Regions from separate parts of the Homo sapiens genome. Here all the other regions are linked to region 3. Evidence: chromatin loops called from intact Hi-C (ENCODE). Cell type or tissue: MCF 10A. All regions are shown on one strand. Each heading gives the region's core, and the rest is flanking DNA. Links, peaks and the distances in the headings are about the cores only.

What was found. Hi-C counts contacts between places; a loop is a spot of excess contacts. Peaks named below come from ENCODE experiments on the same cell type or tissue, not always from the same donor. Only the 100,000 strongest peaks of a DNase experiment are listed, where the experiment ranks them.
Region 1: it touches region 3 in a loop (13-fold over the local background); 3 of 110 quality-filtered maps call a loop at or near these places.
Region 2: it touches region 3 in a loop (8-fold over the local background); 11 of 110 quality-filtered maps call a loop at or near these places.

What each region holds. Positions count from the first base shown.
Region 1 is chrX:55,130,588-55,138,450 of GRCh38, reverse strand. It overlaps the pseudogene LOC100421179. Among named protein-coding and RNA genes, the nearest start is that of VCF2, 27 kb to the left of the region's middle. In MCF 10A, for the core only: a CTCF peak has its summit at 3,085 (motif pointing left); no DNase peak of the experiment used is centred there.
Region 2 is chrX:56,457,527-56,465,389 of GRCh38, reverse strand. No RefSeq gene overlaps it. Among named protein-coding and RNA genes, the nearest start is that of UBQLN2, 100 kb to the left of the region's middle. In MCF 10A, for the core only: no CTCF peak of the experiment used is centred there; no DNase peak of the experiment used is centred there.
Region 3 is chrX:56,722,163-56,730,025 of GRCh38, reverse strand. It overlaps NBDY (negative regulator of P-body association), which reads right to left and starts at 783. Exons shown (of 3, transcript NM_001348129.2): 1 at 437-783. The coding sequence starts at 672. The coding sequence ends at 466. RefSeq lists an enhancer at 663-742. In MCF 10A, for the core only: a CTCF peak has its summit at 3,220 (motif pointing right); a DNase peak (open chromatin) is centred at 3,235.

The DNA.
Region 1 (7,863 bases), core at 1,887-4,386, 1.6 Mb after region 3:
TGCATAATCTCTTCAATGCTTTGCAGCTCTGCCCACCTGCAGTACAAGATGTGCTTGATGAATGCTAGGGAGTGATTCTGGAGCAGCATTTCCTGCACAGTCCCAGTCTCTATAAATCTGTCAATGGCAGAGTTTTTAACCTGCATAGTGAGGACCTTCTTGGGTTGGGAGGAGTCATCAGAGGGAAAGTAAGCCAGAAAGTTATCCAGTTTAACCTTCAACTTAAAATCTAGGGTTGAAGGGAAGCTCTGCTCACAAGGACTAACAGCTGAGCATTAGTGGAGAGGCCACTATTGGCAAATAGACCCTGCCTTGTCGTATTGGCCCAGGTAGCATTAGAAGGCAGGTCTTGAGGATTCTCAAACTGGAGGAAGAAAGATATGCTTCACCTGCTTATTTGGATCTGTTTATTTGAAGTAGAATTGCTGGCCCTGATGTCAAGAACCTGCAAAGATAAAACCTGGAGCTCTTTGAATAGAGCTACTGGAGAATGAGTCTTGGCGTCCTTTCGTCAGAACCTGAAAGAGTATGAGAGGAATATTCTCAGATAATTCTTTCAAGGATATCTCAAGTCAATCTTTTTCCTAGCAGCCAGAATTCCCCCATTCCACACTGAGAAGGATAGAATGGTTTTGGTAGAGAAAAAAGAGGCCAATAGTAATGGATGTGGGCTTATTCCCAAACAACTAAGTGAGCCCTATTCTCTTTCAGCTCAAGAGTATAGATTCAGGTTAATTTCTAAGACTGATTTTTCCAGAACACAGCTCTTGGAGTAAACAAATTTGCTGAGGACAAACAACACCTCAAGAATGGAGCTGCACTGGGCCTTAAGGCCCTAGGAAGCCCCATTCACATTGCATTCTATGTGAACGGTGCCTTCTGGAGTTGTGTAACACAGAGACTCTTTTAAGATCCCTGGCACTTCTATTATCTAACACAATGACAACTTTGTCAATATTCAGCTTTTGAGAGAGGGGCATATTGTTATAAGTAAGGGTATTGAGGAAACAGATATCGGAATGTGGCATCCTAGTTTAAGGGCAAAAGAAGCCTGGAATTAGACTATGCTCACTGCATCTCTCTCACTAAATGATTACATGGCTTTGTCATCCCATTCTATTTGTTTTCCTCTTGCCAATTCCTTTTTCTTCTCAGTCAATATAGCCAAATCCTCCATCTGATCTTTGAATTTTGGAGTTCTCCAGGGCACAGTCCTTGGTCCTCTTTTCTTCTCATCAGGGATGTCATTCAGTTTCACGGCCCCAAGTAATATTCCTATACTGAGAGAATCCAAATGTGTATTGCCAAGCCTGAGCTCTCACCTCTCTCTTCCAGACCCATAAAATCCCCTAGCCCGTTCCTCTTCTCTATTTGAGGGTCTCAGTCCTCTCAAACTTGACATTTTCACATGTAATCTTATCATCTTATCCTTCTGACTATACAGTTTCCTCATTAACTCTGGCACCTCTTTCCCACACCCTCCACAGCCATCACTAAATCCTCTCCTCAGAACTAAACCTAAAAGTGGTTCAGTTAGCTTCATCTTCTTCACTGCTAACAATAATCCAATCCATGATCATTTCTCACGTGGATTAAGGTGAGAGCTTTGTTGTGACCTCCCAACATCTACTGCAGCCCCACTGTGATCCACTATCACATGAATGTAAAATTAAACTTTGACTTTTAAATTAAAATTTGAGTTAAAATTGTAGTTTTTATTATGTTACTCTCCTTCTCCAAACCCTACAATGGACTGTGTAATTAAGGACAACTGTGAAAATATTTGTTTAATTGTGATAGATGCTGCAAAATACAAGAATAAGATGTCTGGGCATATATAGTGAGGGATCTCTAAGGGCCTGGATGACTAGGGAAGGCTACCCATTCCTTTTAGGACAGTGTGCAAGACCCTTACTCTAGCCCACAAAGCTTTGCTTGATATAGCCAAGTTCAATCTCTATTTCTCCAGGCTCATCTCATGTCACTATTTCTCTCAATGCACAATTCTCAACCTCATTGACTCTTTCACATCCTCAAATATACCAACATCTTTCTTGACTCAGGCCTTTAAACACGCCCTTCCTTTTGCCTGGAATTTCCTCCCTTGTCTTATTCACCTGTATAACTCCTATTCATCCTTCAAGTTGAAGTTCAAATGTCACTTCCACAGGAAAGCCTTCTCGGACCATCTAGGCTTGGTGATGTCTCTCTGTTATATGTTTCTAAGGCAGATTATAATTTTGTTTTATGGCAATCACCAATATTGATATAGATACTTATTTATGAGTGAAACATCTGCCTCCCCTCCAGACTAAAACCTCTGTGAAAAAGGATCCATATGTGTCTGGTTCATTGCTATATTTCCAGAACACACAATAAATACCGATTGAATGAACCAGAAAAGAAAGGTGAGTTAGGGCTCCCACCCGTAGGATGGCCTCCAGAATGGATCAGAGCAACTCACAACAGGGATGGATCTGGAAGCAGGCCTTTTGGCAAAGTGTTGAAAAGAGGTTGATTCAAAGTGGTGGCCACCAATTAATCTAGTGAACAAAGCTGAGTCTTGATACCTAAGCCTATAGGAGGAAATTATCTTCATCTAACAATTTCCCTAGGTAAGCTAAAAACAGAAAGTGCTCTGGATCCTTCGTTCCCCTTCAGTTTACCCTTTCCTGTCCCATGTTTAAGGAGCTAAGTCTGAAGGCAGGCCAGACTCATTATGGGGCTGGTTGGGAATTAATTGAATGACTGCTTTTCTGGCCAACGGTAAGTCTGATATGACTTAGCAAGGAGGACTCTCTTCTATCAGCATGATAGAAGATAGGGCCTGAACTGCAACTTGGTCAGAGACATGGCTCAGCATTTGAGAAGTAACTTGCTTTCATTCAAAATTGCTCCCCTATAGAGGACCAATAAAAGGATGTGCTGGATGACAATGGTAGGGTAGGGTATGATGAAGGTCATGGGAGAAAGACCTTGGTATGTCAGAAAAGACACATACCACAGAACTATTGTGCTAAAGAGTGACTGTCATCAGAAATCTTTAAGCTACACCCACTCCTGAAAGTGGATGGCTCCTGCCACCTGCTGGATGAGCATATGGAATGCGAGTGGAAAGGAAAGGATCATAATGAACTAGAACATAGAAAGAGCAGGCTGTGAAAGTTGGCAGCACAACAGGTATGGAGATAATGAGAAGAAACCATCCAGTTTCAGATTGTTTTCAAGAATTCCTGATTGTAACTTGATCTGGTGGCCCAGCTATGCTATGGAACTTGTTTCATGGCTGTATGGAAGGGCAAAGAATGATGTCAGAAGAAAGAAAAGCAATGCCATTTCTCTGCATCTTTGGCGAGCAATTTGGAGCTATTTTTGTGTGATGACTTTGCATTAAGTTTCCTAATTCTCAGTGTGGAAGGTCAGTATGATTGAATGAGAGCTGACCAGCAGTGCTATAAAATTCCACTATTTATTTTCTACAGCTTGATAGCACCTTCCTTCACTCCCATGGAGAAGCAAGCTTAATTTTGTCATCTCACATGCTAGTTAACAAATATGGTAGATGCCTTTTCTCAGTTTTTTTTCTTTCAGTTCTCAACAGCATGGAGCCCTATTCACCACCACTCCTGGAAGCTTTCTCCTTCCCTTCCCTTCTCTGATCTTCTGCCTTACTACTTTTTCTCTTGTCTCTTTGAGTGCACAATGGAATTCTTTCCAAGCTGTTCCTCTTTGCCACACCCCCACTGCAATGGGCTGAATGTTTGTGTCCCCTCAAAATTCATGTATTGAAACTCTGATCCCAATGTGATGGTATTAGGAGGTGGGGCCTTTAGGAAGTGCTTAGGTCATGAGAGTAGAGCCCTCATGAACAAAATTAAAGCCCTTATAAGAAGTCAGAGAGCTATCCACCACCTAGGAGTACAGCAAGAAGCCAGCAGTCTGCAAGTCTAAGGGGGGCCTCATAGAACCCTGATCTCAGACTTACAGCCTCCAGAACTGTGAGAAATATGTTTCTATTGTTTATAAGCCACCAGCCTATGGTACTTTGTTATAGCAGGCAGCCAAACTAAGACACACACCCTATCAAATATTTCTTGAATTCAGTACTTAAGCCTCTACTCATTTTAGTCTATCCTCTCTGCCTCAGGATTCTCTTTCCTCAAACATTACTTCTAAGCACATGACTACTAGATGTCTATTGTTGTCCTCACCACTGCCTTAAATTCCAGATATGCATTCCCTTCTCCATGCTGAACATTTGCTCCAGTAAGTTTCTCTGTCAACTCATTATCAGTATAACTAAATCAAAATTCATCAAGACTACCCAAAATGTGCTTACATTCCTTCATATCTCAATGCATCCCACTACCATGTCCCTAGATATTCTAGGCCCTCCTTGACCTTCCAATTGTTCCTTGGATGTCTCTTCCCTATAATTTTTCAGTTACTACTTCCAGGTCTCAAATTTAGATCACAATCATCTCACGTTTAGATTAATCCAATAATATTCTAGGGGTGGTTTTCTTTCTCTGTCTCCTCTTGTCTTTCCTTTCTTTGCTGCCAGATTAACCTGATGCAGATGCCTTTTGGGTCATATTTTTGGTCAGTTCTAAAAGGGCCCCACTACTTTATATCTTACTTGGTGGTCAAGGCTTTCCTGGCCCCAGTGAACCCCTTCAGCTGTATTTCCCATTACCCTCTTTCTTCCAGAAACACTTACATCAAAACATGAACTGAAAGATATCAGGCTTCCCTTTATTTTGCAAATTGCACAAAGACTTTTATACCATAAATGTGACACCACTGACACTGCATAATCTTGCCTCAATCCATCCATTCATTTGTCTGTCCATCTCTCTGTCTATGGATGCATGAAACTATGATTCCATCCACATACCTATCCAAGAAATGTTTGGAGAGTGTCTATAGGCCATGAACTAAACCAAAGTGCACACCCTATTAAAAGCTCCAATATCATCCTGTGAGGCAGGGCAAGGGATCCCCTGAAGGGACCTTCCTCCTAATTTCAAAACTGGTCCTCTGTTGTCTCTTCTGAGCCCAGTCACCTACTTTGGAGATTCTGTGACATGTTTTCACCACGACCTACCTCGTCAAGAAAAGCTGTCATATACAACCATGTTTTCATGCATCTTTCTGGATGCTGGAGCATGGAGTTCTCCCCACTGCCAATACCAAACACTACAAAATCCCCAAATGATTTAAGTACTATATATCCACTTAAGTGATGCTTCTCAACTCACATGCATCCTGGAACAGGAAGTACAACATCTAAACCCTTGTTTGAAGTTGTACAGTTTTTTTTATGTCAAATCTTCATATCTTGGTTAAACCTCCCTCTCTGTTGTAAAACCGTGTCTCCATCCATTCCTTCATATGATTTGTCTGTAAGTATTTATTCAACACCCAATTACCTGCCTTCTGATTTGTCTGGACCATGTTAGAGACCCATGGGACTTCATTTTGCTAAAATCAAAACCAAGTATACTTAATTTGCGAGGTCATGTTACCAATTACCTGCCTTCTGATTTGTCTGGACCATGTTAGAGACCCATGGGACTTCATTTTGCTAAAAACAAAACCAAGTATACTTAATTTGCGAGGTCATGTATGCCATGGTAAAAATGAAGCTCTCCATTTCTCTCTCATAAAGATTGTGCTGGGTGCCCACTGGGGCATGAGGATCAAGAAGACCTGTAATAAAGCTGTTGCTCACAAGCAGAGCCTGTGGGTCTGATACAAAGGAGCCTGAGGTTCCAGTATTACTGGGCACAAAACTGTCTTGGTCTGTGTTTCCCTTCTGAAAAGACAGATGGTCAATTTCCACTCTGTGGAAATCTTGGGCATGTGGCTAATGTTCTAAATATATAAAAATGCAACCCATGCCTTGGACTCTCTCCATCTGTGATAGGCATAGGAGTCCCAACCAAGATACTTCTTTGTGTGGGAGCCAAGTAAGACCACTAGAATCTCCCACTGGAGTCCTCCATGTAGGTTCTTGCAAGATGCTCTGACCCATAGGGTCACTAGCAGGATGTGTGGTTGCTGGGATAATTTCTAGTTCTTCATCCTTGTCCCAAGGCAGCTCTTCCTATATGGGAGAAAATGCCCATATGAGGTGGCTCTTCTTTCTTGAAATAGATTTTTCCAATCAAGTTATTTGGTTTCCATCTGAAAGTCTGTCAAAAGAGCAGGAAACACCAAGCTGTGGTGTTGTGAGAAGATTATCCTGTTGGCCATCTCTATGCTTAACAGTGTCCCAGAACGGCTGCAAGGTCCTTATGCAGAAAGCTCGCACTAGACTTGTTCTGTCCCCTGGAGAGTGGCCTCATTTCCATCTATCCTTGGCATATGAGAACATACCATATTGGAAGCCTAAAGTATATTCATTCACCTATGTTGGACATGTTTGAAAACATGGCTACCACATGTCTCTGTCTCCTGAACACCTGTGCTGAATAATGGAACCAATCTCAGGGACTGAAGGGACAAAAATATTGGGGAAACCAACCAGAGAAAGGGCCTGACAAGCCCATTACTACATTGTGTATGTGTGTGTGAGTGTGCGTGTGTGTGTGAGTGCGTGTGTGTGCGCGTGTGTGTGTGAGAGAAAGAGGCAGCATTAATGAGAGAGAGAGAGAGAGACAGTTCTGATCATTATGCAGGAATCTAGGGGCCATTTCTGAGAGTGTATATTGATAAGTAATAGATAAGAGCTCAAATCAAATGGCACTTACCAATGTCCAGAATGTCATATCCTGAACAAAAACCAAAGAAATACTCAGGGCCAGGAGGGAAGATGACAGCAGGGCCACGAAGCAGGGCTGAGACTTTTGGTGGAGTGTTAGTGCAAGTTGAATTGAACTCAACTATGATTGGAAAACTGCAAGAAGTTTCACAGACTGATCTATCTGAATAAAGGAGCTGGCCATGCCTTTTTCTTCTCCAGGTGTCCTACATAAAAAAACAACCTACTGAAATAACTTATTTCTCTGGATTTCAGGTTCTACCTTTCTGCATTACATTAAGCTAGTTAATATAACCATCACCTCAAATATTTAACATTTTTGTTGTTCAAACAAAATTAGAAATTTACTCTTAGTGATATTAAAAAGTACAGAATGCAATCATTAGTTATATTCGACATAATCATTAGTTATATTCGACATACTGTGCAATTGATCTAAAATCAAGCTTATTCCTCCTGTCTAATTGAGGCTTTGTACCCTTTGACTATTGTGGCCCTATTTCTCCAACCCACCAGCCTTTGGTAACTACCATTCTACTTTCTGCTTCTATGAGTTCAACTGTTTTAGATTATACATATAAGTGAGAACATGGAGTATTTGTCTTTATGTGTTTAGCTTATGTCACATAGCATAATGTCCTCCTATTTTATCCATGTTGTCTGAAGTTGACAGAACGTCCTCATTTCTGAAGGATTAATAGCATACCATTGTGTAGATATACATCACATTTTCTTTATCCATGTATTCCAAGATTCGCTAGCATCACAACTGCCATAGGTCTGTACATGGGCCACTCCCTCCTGGGGCTTCTAGATAGAATGGCTGGCCTTCTTTCCAAATAACACGGTCGTCAATCAGCTCATCCACCCACCCAAAAATTACTTATGAGTGCTTTCTATGACTGAACACTTAAAACCCACATCCCACACATTGCTGTGGCCCTGTCTTGTGAAAAGGGAGATGGCAGGAGGTAAACATGTTATTTTGTTCAAACTCTCACCACCAACTGGCACATATTTGCCCCTTATCATCAGAGGCCTTATTGCCTCTTTGATGATGTAAGCGTTTTTGTAACATACATCCACCAACCCAATGG
Region 2 (7,863 bases), core at 1,887-4,386, 260 kb after region 3:
ATACAAGTCAATAAATGTAATACATCAAATAAAATTAAAAACAAAAATCATATGATTATTTCAATAGATGCAGAAAAAGCGTTTGATCAAATCAAGCATCGTTTTATGATTAAAACCCTCAGCAAAATCAGCATACAAGGGACATGCCTGAAGGCAAGAAAAGCCAACTATAACAAACCCACAGCCAACATTACACTGAACAGAAAAAAGTTGAAAGCATTCTCCCTGACAACTAAAACAACACAAGGATGCCTACTTTCACCACTGCTATTAAATATTGAACTAGAAGTCCTAGCCAGAGCAATCAGACAAGAGAAAATAAAAATAAAGGGCATCCAAATAAGCAAAGAGGAACTCAAACTCTTGGTGTGGACCACTAACATAATTGTATATCTCGAAAACCCTAAAGAGTCATCCATAAAGCTTCTAGATCTGATAAATGAATTCAGTAAAGTTTCAGAATACAAAATCAATGTACACAAATCAATAACACTGCTATACACCAACAACAATGAAACTGAGAATCAAATCAAGAACCCAACCCCTTTTCACAACAGCTGAAAAAATAAAGTAAAATACTTAGGAATATAACTAACCAAGGAGGTGAAAGATCCCTACAAGAAAAACTACAAAACAGTGCTGAAAGAAACCATAGGCAACAGAAACAATTGGAAACACATACCATGCTCATGGATGGATAGAATCAATATTATAAAAATGATCCTACAGCCAAATGCAATCGACAAATTCCATGAAATTCCCATCAAAATACCATCATCGTTATTCACAGAGCTAGAAAAAACAATTCTAAAATTCATATGGAACCATAACAGACTCTGCATAGCCAAAGCAAGAACAAACAAACAAAAAACAAATCTGGAGGCATTGCATTACCTGACTTCAAACTATACTACATGGCTATAGTTACTAAAACAACATAGTATTGGTTAAAAAAAAAGGCATATAAACCAATGGAACAGAATAGAGAACCCAGAAATAAAGCCAAGTATTTGCAACCAACTGATTTTTGACAAAGTAAATGAAAATATAATGTGAGGAAAGGACACCCTATTCAACAAATGGAGCTGGATAATAAGCAAGCCACATGTAGAAGAATGAAGCTGAATCCTCATCTCTTTCCTAATACAAAAATCAACTCAAGATGGATCAAAGACTTAAATCTAAGACCTGAAACCATAAAATTTCTTAGCAGATAACATCAAAATCTATCCTAGACATTGACTTAGGCAAATAATTCATGATCAAGAACCCGAAAGCAAATGCAACAAAAGCAAAGATAAACAGTTGTTGAAATTCTTTCTTTAAAGAATGACAAGGACCAAGGACTTCCAGTCTTCCTGGTAACAGGAGGTTGCCTTGAGTCTAGGAGTTTGAGGCTGCAGTGAGCTATAATCATGCCACTGCATTCCCGCATGGGAAACAGCAAGATCCCATGTGTAAAATACATACATACATACATACATACATACATACATACATACATACATACAAATTTTTAAAATAAAATGCAAACTACTCCCAAAACATTGGAAGGTGACTGTTTTCTCATGAATTGGTCCTGCACTGGAGAACCCTATTCCCTCAGCAGAATAAGAAAGAGAAGAGGCTTAAACAGTCAAACTTATTAGAGCCTGCACAGCTTCAAGGAAGAGGTGTAGACTCCAGCATCAGAGAAATGTAGGTTCAAATACTGTTCAGCGACTCATTATATTTACATAATTTCCTTTGTCTACCAGGTGGTGAGGTAGAAAAGGCACAGAATTTGTAGCTCTATTTCTAACCATTTTACTAGCTGTGCAATCTGGAACATTTGTTCTTCTGAGACTTAAAGTTCTCATCTGTAAAATTGGAAAAATGCCCTGATGCAGGAGTGCTGCAAGGATTGAGTAAAATAAGGAATGTTCAGTACCTAGTATTATGACGAGTCTGCAGCAGGCATTCAATAAATGACAGCTATATTTATATCCTTGAGATCTAAATTTGTGCATCGTAACAACCCCTTTATATTCTGAGTGCTCATTAAAGCTGAGAAGAAAATATTTGTATGATTGGTAGCAATCATACATGCAACTGCATCCTGTTAAGTTGTAGCTCTTTTCCAATGTTTAGAGCAATGATCTCCACTGTAGGGTGTGTGCACCCCAGTGGAGGGGGCTTATTTCATCTTTTTATAATTTTTTGTGAATATTTTATAATGTACAATATGTATTTTACTATAGTACATGTACATACATAATTTACACATAAATGAACATACATTAAAGATATATACTGCTTATCACTCTCTCCCTCACTCATTCAGCTGCAGCCACACAGATCTTTTGAGTATAATAAACACATTTCTGTCTGAGGGCTGTTGCACTGTTTCTTGTTCCCCATGTCCTTTTTTGCACAAATTCTTACCCTACACTCTTCTTTTCTATTTTTAAGAGATGAAAAAAAAGATGGTCATTTTAGTTTTCATTATAGCATGCTTTGATCCTGTTCTGGATTCCCCCTCCACCTACACACTGGTCCAGAGTGTTAGACTTTCCCTAGGTTAGGGGTATCATAGAAAAGAAAAGAAAAGAAAAAAAAAGAAAAGAAAAGAAAAGAAAAGAAAAGAAAAGGAAAAGAAAAGAAAAAAGAAAAAGAAAAGAAAAGGAAAAAAAAGAAAAAAGAGAAGTGTTCAACCCAGAAAATAAATCAGCAAAAGCAGTTCCAGGAAAATGTTGAGCAAACTGAAGTATGGTTTTGACTTCTCAGAACAAAAGATTTACTGTATGCCATGCACAGGGCTGTTATTAGACCAGAAGGACCACAATGCCACCCTGTGGCATTCATAATTCTGATTTTTTTCATTTAACATAATCAGAAACAAATTTTTATAGAACAAATTCACCTAATATGCAGATTTTAAAAACAAAAATAATGTGATCTAAAATATTATTTGAGCCATTTATTATAACTTGTAAAATCAAGGCTAACTTCTCAGGCCCTAACACACTTTCTCTTGAATCATTCTTATTGACCAAATTAGAAGGATGATTCAAGGATTAAATTGCAGCTATTAGCCAGCCTGGCAATACACTTCCTGCTAGGAGGTGAAACAATGCTAAGCATCCTTTTTGATGTCCCTTTCTAAGCCGTGTTTAAGGCATGAGCACCTGGTCACTGAGTACTAAAGTTAATTATGATTATCCGAGGAGCTGAAGTTTTAAAAAGAGATTATAGCAATTATTTCTCTTTTGTCAATATGCCATCCGAGTTATGCTCTAAGTCTGTATGAAAAAGATAGAGTCATACTACTGGAGTGTGCTTATGAGAATTGTTGTATGGGCACCAAGGAAAATGCTGAAGCACCTTCAAAACTAGCTGCTCTTACTAACAAAGCAAAACAGGCTTTTCTATTGCTTGAAACAGTTGAACCTCCCTAATTTTATGACAGGAGGAAAAAGAAATTTGAACTAGTGACAAGTATAATATTTTAAATAAATGCAAGGGTAATTCTTTCAAGAAAACATAGCAACCAAACTGGATTAAAAAAAAACTGGCTTATACAGATATATTGGAACCTGGAAGATGAGTATTTATACCCAGTACATCAATTCTGTTTCTAGATGGGTGCTTCTGAAGGCTTGGAAAAACAGTGTGCTCTCCCTATTTTGTTAAATATTCACTCTTGCAGAATTGTTTATAGTGTATTTGCTTAGCAAACTTTTATCATATATAGTACAGAAGTTAAATCCATCCCAACCTTGTTCTAGATTATTCAATTTTTAATCAGAATGTCTAAATTCATGAGATTTGACAGTAACATAATTTCTTCAGATAGTTTTGAAATTGTTTTCATTTGCCTTTAGCCTCAAGAACAGAGGTAGTCAAGTTAAACACCCCATAGGTAGAAATATGCAAACAAAAGTTCATATGAGAGGCAAGTCTTCTCAATCAGCCTGTTAGGCAGGTGTCAGATATACTAATTTTAACAGAATGCAATAGTGCTTAGAACAGCTGCAACCACAGGAAAGATGGGGCAGTTGTGATGTGGAAATCAGTCTTTGTCACTCTAGTCTTAGGGCTGCTCTTCCAAGAGAGAGGAGAGGAAGGAGATATTCTGCAACTTGAAGAATCTTCTATCAGTGGAGCCAAGATGGCCGAATAGGAACAGCTACAGTCTGCAGCTGGCAGTGTGAGTGACAGAGAAGATGAATGATTTCTGCATTTCCAACTGAGGTACCAGTTCATCACACTGGGGATTGTCGGACAGTGGGTGTAGGACAAGAAAAGGGGTGACAGATGGCACGTGGAAAATTGGGTCACTCCCACCCTAATACTGCACTTTTCCAATGGCCTTAGCAAATGGCACACCAGGAGATTGTATCCCACACCTGGCTCAGAGGGTCCTATGCCCATGGAGCCTCCCTCATTGCTAGCACAGCAGTCTCAGATCAAACAGCAAGGCAGCAGCGAGGCTGGGAGAGGGGTGCCTGCCATTGCAGAGGATTGAGTAGGTAAACAAAGCGGCCGGGAAGCTTGAACTGGGTGGAGCCCACCACAGCTCAAGGAGGCCTGCCAGCCTCTGTAGACTCCACCTCTGGGGGCAGGGCATAGCCAAACAAAAGGCAGCAGAAACCACTGCAGACTTAAATGTCCCTTTCTGACAGCTTTGAAGGGAGTAGTGGTTCTCCCAGCATGCAGCTGGAGATCTGGGAACAGAGAGACTGCCTCCTTGAGTGGGTCCCTGACCCCGGAGTAGCCTAACTGGGAGACACCCCACAGTAGAGGCAGACTGATACCTCACACAGCTGGGTACTCCTCTGAGACAAAACTTCCAGAGGAATGATCAGGCAGCAACATTTGCTCTTCACCAATATCCGCTGTTCTGCAGCCTCTGCTGATGATACTGAGTCAAACAGGGTCTGGAGTGGACTTCCAGCAAACTGCAACAGACCTGCAGATGAGGGTCCTGACTGTTAGAAGGAAAACTAACAAACAGAAAGGACATCTGCACCAAAACCCCAACTGTATGTCACCATCATCAAAGACCAAATGTAGGTAAAACCACAAAGATGGGGAAAAAACAGAGTAGAAAAACTGAAAATTCTAAAAATCAGAGTGCCTCTCCTCCTCCAAAGGAAAGCAGCTCCTCACCAGCAATGGAACAAAGCTGGATGGAGAATGACTTTGAAGAATTGAGAGGAAAAGGCTTCAGATGATCATACTAATCTGAGCTAAAGGAGGAAGTTTGAACCCATGGCAAAGAAGTTAAAAACCTTGAAAAAAAGTTAGACGAATGGCTAACTAGAATAACAAATGCAGAGAAGTCCTTAAAGGACCTGATGGACTAGAAAACCATAGCACGAAAACTACATAACGAATGCACCAGCCTCAGTAGCTGATTTGATCAAGTGGAAGAAAGGGTTTCAGTGATGGAAAATCAAATGAATGAAATGAAGTGAGAAGTTTAGAGAAAAAAGAATAAAAAGAAATGAACAAGGCCTCCAAGAAATATGGGACTATGTGAAAAGACCAAATCTACGTCTGATTGGTGTACCTGAAAGTGACGGGGAGAAGGGAACCAAGTTGGAAAACACTCTGCAGGATATTATCCAGGAGAACTTCCCCAATCTAGCAAGGCAGGCCAATATTCAGATTCAGGAAATAGAGAGAATGCCACAGGGATACTCCACGAGAACAGCAACCCAAAGACACATAAATTGTCAAATTCACCAAAGTTGAAATGAAGGAAAAAGTGTTAAGGGCAGCCAGAGAGAAAGGTCGGGTTACCCACAAAGGGAAGCTCATCAGACTAACAGCTGATCTCTCAGCAGAAACTCTACAAGCCAGAAGAGAGTGGGGGCCAATATTCAACATTCTTAAAGAAAAGAATTTTCAACCCAGAATTTCATATCCAGCAAAACAAAGCTTCATAAGTGAAGGAGAAATAAAATCCTTTACAGAAAAGCAAATGCTGAGAGATTTTTTCACCACCAGGCCTGCCCTATAAGAGCTCCTGAAGGAAGACCTAGACATGGAAACGAACAACCAGTACCAGCCACTGCAAAAACATGCCAAATTGTAAAGACCATCGAGGCTAGGAAGAAACTGCTTCAACTAATGAGCAAAATAACAAGCTAACATCATAATGACAGGATCAAATTCACACATAACAATGTTAACCTTAAATGTAAATGGGCTAAATCCTCCAAGTAAAAAACACAGACTGGCAAATTAGGTAAAGAGTCAAAAGCCATCAGTGTGCTGTATTCAGGAAACCCATCTCACGTGCAGAGACACACATAGGCTCAAAATAAAGGGATGGAGGAAGATCTACCAAGAAAATGGAAAACAAAAAAAAGCATAGGTGGTAATACTAGTCTCTGATAAAACAGATTTTAAACCAACAAAGATCAAAAGAGACAAAGAAAGCCATTACATAATGGTAAAGGGATCAACTCAACAAGAAGAGCTAACTATCCTAAATACATATGCACCCAATACAGGAGCACCCAGATTCATAAAGCAAGTCCTTAGAGACCTACAAAGAGACTTAGACTCCCACACAATAATAATGGGAGACTTTAACAGCCCACTGTCAACATTAGACAGATCAACGAGACAGAAAGTTAACAAGGGTATCCAGGAAAGGAACCTAGCTCTGAATCAAGCAGACCTAATAGACATATACAGAACTCTCCACCCCAAATCAACGGAATATACATTCTTCTCAGCACCACACCACACCTATTCCAAAGTTGACCACATAGTTGGAAGTAAAGCACTCCTTAGCAAATGTAAAAGAACAGAAATTATAACAAAATCTCTCTCAGACCACAGTGCAATCAAACTAGAACTCAGGATTAAGAAACTCATTCAAAACCACTCAACTACATGGAAATTGAACACACTGCTTCTGAATGACTACTGGGTACATAACGAAATGAAGGCAGAAATAAAGATGTTCTTTGAAACTAATGAGAAAAAAGACATAACATACCAAAATCTCTGGGACACATTCAAAGAAGTGTGTAGAAGGAAATTTATAGCACTAAATGCCCACAAGAGAAAGAAGAAAAGACCTAAAATTGACACCCTAACATCACAATTAAAAGAACTAGAGAAGCAAGGGCAAACACATTCAAAAGCTAGCAGAAGGCAAGAAATAGCTAAGATCAGAGCAGAACTGAAGGAAATAGAGACACAAAAAACCCTTCAAAAAAACAATTAATCCAGGAGATTGTTTTTTGAAAAGATCTACAAAATCGGTCGACTGCTAGCAAGACTAATAAAGAAGAAAACAGAGAAGAAACAAATAGACGCAATAAAAAATGATAAAGGGGATATCATCAACGATCCCACAGAAATACAAACTACCATCAGAGAATACTATAAACACCTCTATGCAAATAAACTAGAAAATCTAAAAGAAATGGATAAATTCCTTTACACATACACCCTCCCAAGACTAAACCAGGAAGAAGTTGAATCTCTGAATAGACCAAAAGTAGCCTCTGAAATTGAGGCAATCATTAATAGCTTATGAACCAAAAAGTGTCCAGGATCAGATGGATTCACAGCCGAATTCTACCAGAGGTACAAGGAGGAACTGGTACCATTCCTTCTGAAACTATTCCAATCAATAGAAAAAGAGGGACCCCTCCCTAACTCATTTTATGAGGCCAGCATCATCCTGATACCAAAGCCTGACAGAGGCACAACAAAAAAAGAGAATTTTAGACCTATATCCTTGATGAACATTGATGCAAAAATCCTCAATAAAATACTGGCAAACCGAATCCAGCAGCACATCAAAAAGCTTATCCACCATGATCAAGTGGGCTTCATCCCTGGGATGCAAGGCTG
Region 3 (7,863 bases), core at 2,165-4,664:
TATTGGCCTTGAACCAGCCTTTTTTTTTTTAACAAAAAAATTTTCCAATGCACGCAAAAGTAGAGAGAATAATATAATAAATCCCTACATATACATCACCCAGCTTTAAATTATCAACTCATGAGCATTTTTATTACACTTTCCCTCCACCTTGGCACCAATGACTTACTTTCAAGCAAATCAAAAGATTCAAGTCTATTTCTTAGAAAATATAACTACAATTATTTCATCTAAAATATTACAAATAATTATTTAATGTCGTTAAATATCCATCATTTCATTCAAGCATATTTTGTGAAAGAGCTGCTTAATCCCTGCATGTTATTTTTTCTATTTTGAAATCATGGAAAGAACAGGGAAAAGGGGAAGGAAATTTGTGAGAATGCATAAATAAGTTTCAAAGAGCCTAGATGTCCTAGATGAGAAAGAATCTGACCTGGTTTAGGGTGGGAGAAATTTATTTCTCTACTTCTCCGGAGGAGGAGGGTGCGACTTCAGGCCGGCTGATGCAGGAGGAGGTGCGGAGGGTAGAGTGGTACTACCTCCGTTGGGAGTTCCTTCCGGATAATCCCAACGCGGAGCGAGGAGGCAGCGCTTTTTTGGAGGCTTGGCTTCCCGTGCGTTTCCAGGTGGGAGAGTGGATCTCCCGGAGGCACAAGGTTGGTCTCCCATAAGGATTACAGAAACGGGTCGTCAGTTTTCTCCGGTGGGCCCTGGCAAAGCCAAGAGACCTGAGATGGCGGCGAGTCCCCTCCAGGCACAGAGCTGGCTTCCTCCTGTTTCGCTCTTACCGTATTTCCTGTATCCTGAGACGTACATCCCTTCTCCGCCTCCACCCCTCCTCCCTACCCCATTCTATTTTAATGTTTCTATTAGGATGGGTGTTAAAAACCGATGTCGTTATTTAATATAGTGTTTTTCCATCGCGCCCCACCCCCACTAAATGTAAATAAATTTATTGAGAATTTAATATAATTTATGCAATTTTAAGATGAGAAGAAATTCAAGTTTACCTTTAAGTGGTAAACTCTGAATGGCTTATATGTGTGGGAGGGACGCGGGGGTGGGCGGTAACCAAATAAATTATTGAAGAGCTTTACAAGCCAGCTGCAGATGCACATCACAGAGCTGTGAAACTAGCTACAAACATTTAAAAAGCAATATGCAAACATGTAAGTTGACTAGAGTGCAGAATAGCACACTAGCACAAACCATGGAAATTGAATGTGGAAAATGAATTCACCGTATGTCATAGAATCTAAGATCATTTTTTCTTTATTTTTTAAGCAAATTTGTAATTTTTGAAGGCTTATTATGTTTTTCCCCAAATTTGAATATCTAGGAAATCTCTGCGACCTAACAATTGATGGTACACTATACTTTAGTTGGCAGCTTTTTTTTTTCTTTCTTGTAGGTATGGAAAATAATGACCCATCTTACTAGTGATGATATGTTATATTCTATGATTTATGGTAACCAGAAGAAAGTACCACGTGTCTCAGAAGAAAAGGCTTCTGGAACTTCTTAGACCTTCATTATTAAAATAGCCTACACATCCATCTCCCTTTAGCTATGGACAAACTAGATCACACTTCTTCAGCTTTGTTCTCAGTGCTTTTTGTTTGTTTTTTGTTTTTTTAAATGGAGAGAGCTTAGTCCTTAATGCCAGAGTAGAAGTGCCTGTTAAACTCTGCTGTTTACAAGCTCTGAGCTCTTTGAGTAATTATTTAAATTCTTGGAACTTTGGTTTCTAGGCCATAATTTTTTCCTTGCAAAGGTGTTTCCATAACCAGGGATAATACATGTAAAGCATTTACTACTATAACTATCTCTTATCTCCACCCTTCTACCTTCCTCCAAGTAACCAGCACAGCCCTTTACACAAATTAGGTACTCAGTAAATATTTGGGAAATAAATGACCCCGTGGTTTTGTGCCAAATGCTACTAATAAAGACAGAAAAGTCAGATGTAGCTGTAGCTTAATGAAAAGATGTGAGGGAGGCATTGAGAGAGGCAATATTTTAGAGCTAGAAGAGTAGTTGGAACTAGACATACTGATGTGGGAGACAGCAACATAGAGGTGATAGTTAAAGACAAGGGAATGGATTATATCCCCAAGAGAAAATCTAAAGGAAAAATAATTGAGCTAAAAACAGAATATTGAGTAATTAGAGACAGATAGAAGAAAAGAAGTCTGCTGCAAAGGCTGAGAAAGAGTGGTCAAAGTCAGCGAAGAAGATTCTAACCCAGAGTTTCTCAATCTTGGTGCTATTGACATTTGAGGCCAAATCAATCTTTGTAGTGGTTGCCAGAGTTTACCGTTTAGCAATGTCCTAAGCTAAGCCTCTACCAACTATATGCCAGTACTACTCCCTACTCCTCAAGTTGTGATAACCAAAAAGATTTCCAAACATTGCCAGATGTCCCCTCGGGTACACAATTGTCCCCAGTTGAGAACCATTGGTCTATCCTTAATCCACCAAATTTGCTCCTTTCCTAGTTTTTTTTTTCTTTCATCTCAGTGAAATGTTATGCCTTCCACTCAGATATACAAGTCAAACTTTGGAGTCTTTATTTTTAGAAACTGAAGAATATTTTATTATTTATTCAAGTAAATGAAGTAACAATTTCACAGTCTTTTTACATAGGTCTCTAAATCTTCACGACTAAAGACATTAAGAGTTGCAGTTAAGTCGTTCTATAGCTATAGTTTTAGCAAATTAAGAGAAATATGTGCCTCGTTAGTAAAGTAACAGGAATTAAAAATTTTATCAACTCCAGCTAGGTTTAATTTACGGTAAACATTTGACTTGAGGTGAAAACAGTCCCAACTTAGAGTTGCTTCTATCAACATTGACTATTTATACCACAATTAGATTTATTTATTTATTTGTTTATATGCTTTGTGGTAAAGCATACATAACATAAACTTTACCATCTTAACATTTTTTAAGTGTACAGTTCAATAAGGTAAAGTATATTCTCATTGTTGTACAACCAATCTCGAGAACTTTTCCATACCTATCAAACAACTCTCCATTTTACCCTCCTTCCAGCTGCTGGAAACCACCATTATACTTGCAACTGGAATTTTGTTTGTTTTCATTATATTAAAACGGAGATCTAAAGCCTTTATTATTCCAGGTTTCAAAACAGGTTTTTTTTCCATCATCTTTTTTTTTTCAACATCAGTGAACCAGCTGAATGTGAATCATGAAGCCAGAAGAGGGCACTGTTAGGTTGGAGGAACATAGAGGCCAATTTGAGAAGTGCTACAGATCCAACTCTCATAATTTACAATGATCAAAAGATGACAATAGAAAATAAAACTAAACCCACCTCTGAGTGATAGTAAATGGTTTTCATTTAGTTTTTTAAATTGAGAAGTTGGGTGATTAATTTGATTTCTTTTGAAAATTAGCTTTTCTTTTTAAAATTTTCTTAATTTTTAAATTTTTTTATTTCTATAGGTTTTTTGGGGAACAGGTGGTATTTAGCTACATGAGTAAGTGCTTTAGTGGTGATTCGTGAGATTTTGGTGCACCCATCACTCGAGCAGTATACACTGAACCCAGTTTGTAGTCTTTTATCCCTCATGCCCCTCCCACCCGTTCCCTGAGTCCTCAAAGTCTATTTTATCATTCTGATGCCTTTGCGTCCTCATATCTTAGATCCCACTTATGAGTGAAAACATACGATGCTTTGTTTTCCATTCCTGAGTTATTTCACTTAGAATAATACTGTCCAGTTCCGTCCAGGTTGCTGCAAATGCCATTAATTCGTTTGTTTTTAAGGCTGAGTAGTATTCAATCATATATATATATATACACACACACACACACACACACATACATATATATATAACAATATTGTTATATATATATAACAATACATATATTGTTATATATATATAACAATACATATATTGTTATATATATAACATATATTGTTATACATATATTGTTATACATATATATAACAATTTTGTTATACATATATATAACAATATTGTTATAGTGTATATATTTATACATATATGTGTATATGTTTATACATATATATGTATATATTTATACATATATATGTATATATGTATAAATATATATATGCATATGTGTCTATATACCCATATATGTGTATATGTATATATACACATATATGTACACACATATATGTACATATATGTGTATATATACATATATGTGTATATGTGTATATACATATATGTGTATATGTGTATATATGTATATATGTTATATATATGTGTATATATGTGTATATGTGTATATATGTGTATATATGTTATATATGTATATATACATATATTGTTATATGTATATATAACAATATAACAATATTGTTATATGTATATATAACAATATAACAATATTGTTATATGTATATATAACAATATAACAATATTGTTATATGTATATATAACAATATAACAATATTGTTATATGTATATATAACAATATAACAATATTGTTATATGTATATATAACAATATAACAATATTGTTACACACACACACACACATATATATATATATGTATAACAATTTTGTTATCCTCTCGTGTGATGGGCATTTGGGCTGGTTCCATAGTTTTGCAATTGTGAATTGTGCTGCTATACACTTGCATATGCAAGTATCTTTTTCGTATAATGACTTTTCCTCTGGGTAGATATGCAGTAGTGGGAGGATTGCTGGATCGAATTGTAGTTCTTCTATTAGTTCTTTCAGGAATCTTCACACTGTTTTTCATAGTGTTTATACTAGTTTACATTCCCTCCAGCATTGTAGAAGTGTTCCTTTTCAATGGCATCCACACCAACGTCTATTATTTTTTTGATTTTTTGATTATGGCCATTCCTGCAGGAGTAAGGTGGTATCACATTGTGGTTTTGACTTGCATTTCCCTGATCATTAGTGATGTTGAGCAGTTTTTTATATGTTTGTTGGCCATTTGTATATCTTCTTTTGAGAATTGTCTATTCGTGTCCTCAGCCCACTTTTTGATGGGATTTTTTGTTATTTCTTCTTACTGATTTGTTTGATTTCATTGTAGATTCTGGGTATTAGTCCATTGTCAGATGCATAGATTGTGAAGACTGCCTCCCACTCTCTGGGTTGTCTGTCTACTCTGTTCGCTCTTCCTTTTGCTGTGCAGAGGCTCTTTAGTTTAATAGTCCCACCTATTATCTTGGCTTTTGTTTTAATAGTCCCACCTATTATCTTTGTATTTAGTCCAACCTATTTATCTTTGCTTTTGTCGCATTTGCTTTTGGATTCTTGGTCATGAATTCTTTGCCTAAGCCAAAGTATAGACGGATTTTATCAATGTTACCTTCTATATATATACATTTTTTTTTTTGAGACGGAGTTTTGCTCTTGTTGCCCAGGCTGGCGTGCAATAGCGTGATCTCGGCTCACTGCAACCTCTGCCACCCGGTTTCAAGCGATTTTCCTGCCTGAGACTCCCGAGTAGCTGGGATTACAGGCATGCGCCACCACCCTCGGCTAATTTTTTGTATTTTTAGTAGAGAAAGGATTTCTCCATGTTGGTCAGGCTGGTCTCAAACTCCCGACCTCAGGTAATCCACCCACCTTGGCCTCCATGGTGCTGTCATTACAGGCGTAAGCCACCGCACCCAGCCATCTTCTAGAATTTTTATAGTTTCAGGTCTTAGATTTAAGTCCTTGATCCATCTTAATTGGATTTTTGTATAACCTGAGAGATGAGGATACAGTTCCACTTTCCTACATGTGGCTTGCCAATTATCCCAGCACCATTTGTTGATTAGGGTGCCCTTTTCCCACTTCATGTTTTTGTTTGCTTTGTCGAAGATCAGTTGGGGGTAAGTATTCGGGTTTATTTCTGGATTCTCTATTCTGTTCCATTGGTCTCTGTGCCTATTCTTATACTAGTACCATGCTGTTTTGGTGACTGTGGCATTATAGTATAGTTTGAAGTCAGGTAATGTGATGTCTCGGGATTTGTATTTTTTGCTTAGTCTTGTTTTGGCTATGTGGGCTCTTTTTTAGTTACATATGAACTTTAGAATTGGTTTTTCTTTCTGTGAAGAATGTTGGTGTTATTTGGATGGGAATTGCGTTGAATTTGTACTTGCTTTGGCAGTATGGTCATTTTCACAATATTGATTTTACCCATCCATGATCCTGGGATGTGTTTCCATTTATTAGTATCATCTATGATTTCTTTCAGCAGTATTTTGTAGTTTTCCTTGTAAAGGACTTTCACCTCCTTGGTTAGGTATACTTCTAAGTATTTTGTTTGTTTATTTATTTATTTTGCAGCCATTGTAAAGAGGGTTGAGTTCTTGATTTGGTCCTCAGCTTGGTATCTGTTGGTGTATAGCAGAGCTACTGATTTGTGTACTTAATCTTGTATCCTGAAACTTTACTGAATTCATTTATCAGTTCTAGGAGCTTTCTGGAGGAGTCTTTAGTGTTTTCTCGGTATACAGTCATATCATCAGCAAACAGTGACAGTTCAACTCTCTCTTTATTACTCTGGATCCCCTTTATTTCTTTCTCTTGTCTGATTGCTCTGGCTAGGACTTTCAGTACTATGTTGAATAGAAGTGGTCAGAGTGGGCTTCCTTGTCTTGTTCCAGTTCTCTCATGGAATGCTTTCAACTTTTCCCTGTTCAGTATTATGTTGGCTGTGGATTTGTCATAGATGGCTTTTATTACATTGAGGTATGCCTCTTGTATGCCGATTTTGCTGAGGGTTTTAATCACAAAGATGTGCTGGATTTTGTCAGATGCTTTTTCTGAATCTATTGAGATGATTATATGATTTTTGTTTTTAATTCTGTTTATATAGTGTATCACATTTATTTATTTGCCTATGTTAAAGCATCCCCCTGCATCTTTGGAATGAAACACACTTGATCATGGTGGATTATCTTTTTGACATGTTGCTGGATTTGGTTAGCTACTATTTTCTTTCTTTCTTTCTTTCTTTCTTTCTTTCTTTCTTTCTTTCTTTCTTTCTTTCTTTCTTTTTCTTTCTTTCTTTCTTTCTTTCTCTTTCTTTCTCTTTCTTTCTTTCTTTTTTCTGAGATAGAGTTTCGCTTATGTCATCCAGGTTGGAGTGCAATGGCACAATCTTGGCTCACTGCAACCTCCTCCTCCTGGGTTCAAGTGATTCTACTGCCTCAGCCTCCTGAGTAGCAGCTGGGATTACGGCCACCTGCCACCACGCCTGGCTAATTTTTATATTTTTAGTAGAGACGGGGTTTCTCCATGTTGGCCATTCTGGTCTTGATCTCCTGACCTCGTGATTAGCCTGCCTCGGCCTCCCAAAGTGCTGAAATTACAGGCATGAGCCACCACACGCGGCCAGTTAACTAGTATTTTCTTAAGAAATTTTGCATCTATGCTCATCAGAGATATTGGTCTGTAGTTTTCTTTTTTTTTGTTATGTCCTTTCCGGGTTTTGGTATTAGGGTGATACTGGCTTCATGGAGTGATGTAGGGAGGAGTTTCTCTTTATCTTGTGGAACAGTGTCAATAGGATTGGTACCAATTCTTTTTTGAATGTCTGATAGAATTCAGCTGTGAATCTGTCTGTTCCTGGACTTTTTTTGTTGGTAATTTTTAAAATTACCATTTCAATCTCGCTGCTTATTATTGGTCTCTTCAGGGTTTCTGATTCTTCTTGATTTAAGCTTGGAGGGTTGTATATTTCCGGAAATTTGTCCATCTCCTGTAGGTATTCTACTTTGTGCACGTAAATGTTTGCATAGTAGTCTTGAATGATCTTTTGTATTTCTGTGTTGTCAGTTGTAATATCTCTCATTTTTGTTTTTAATTGAGCTTATTTAGATCTTCT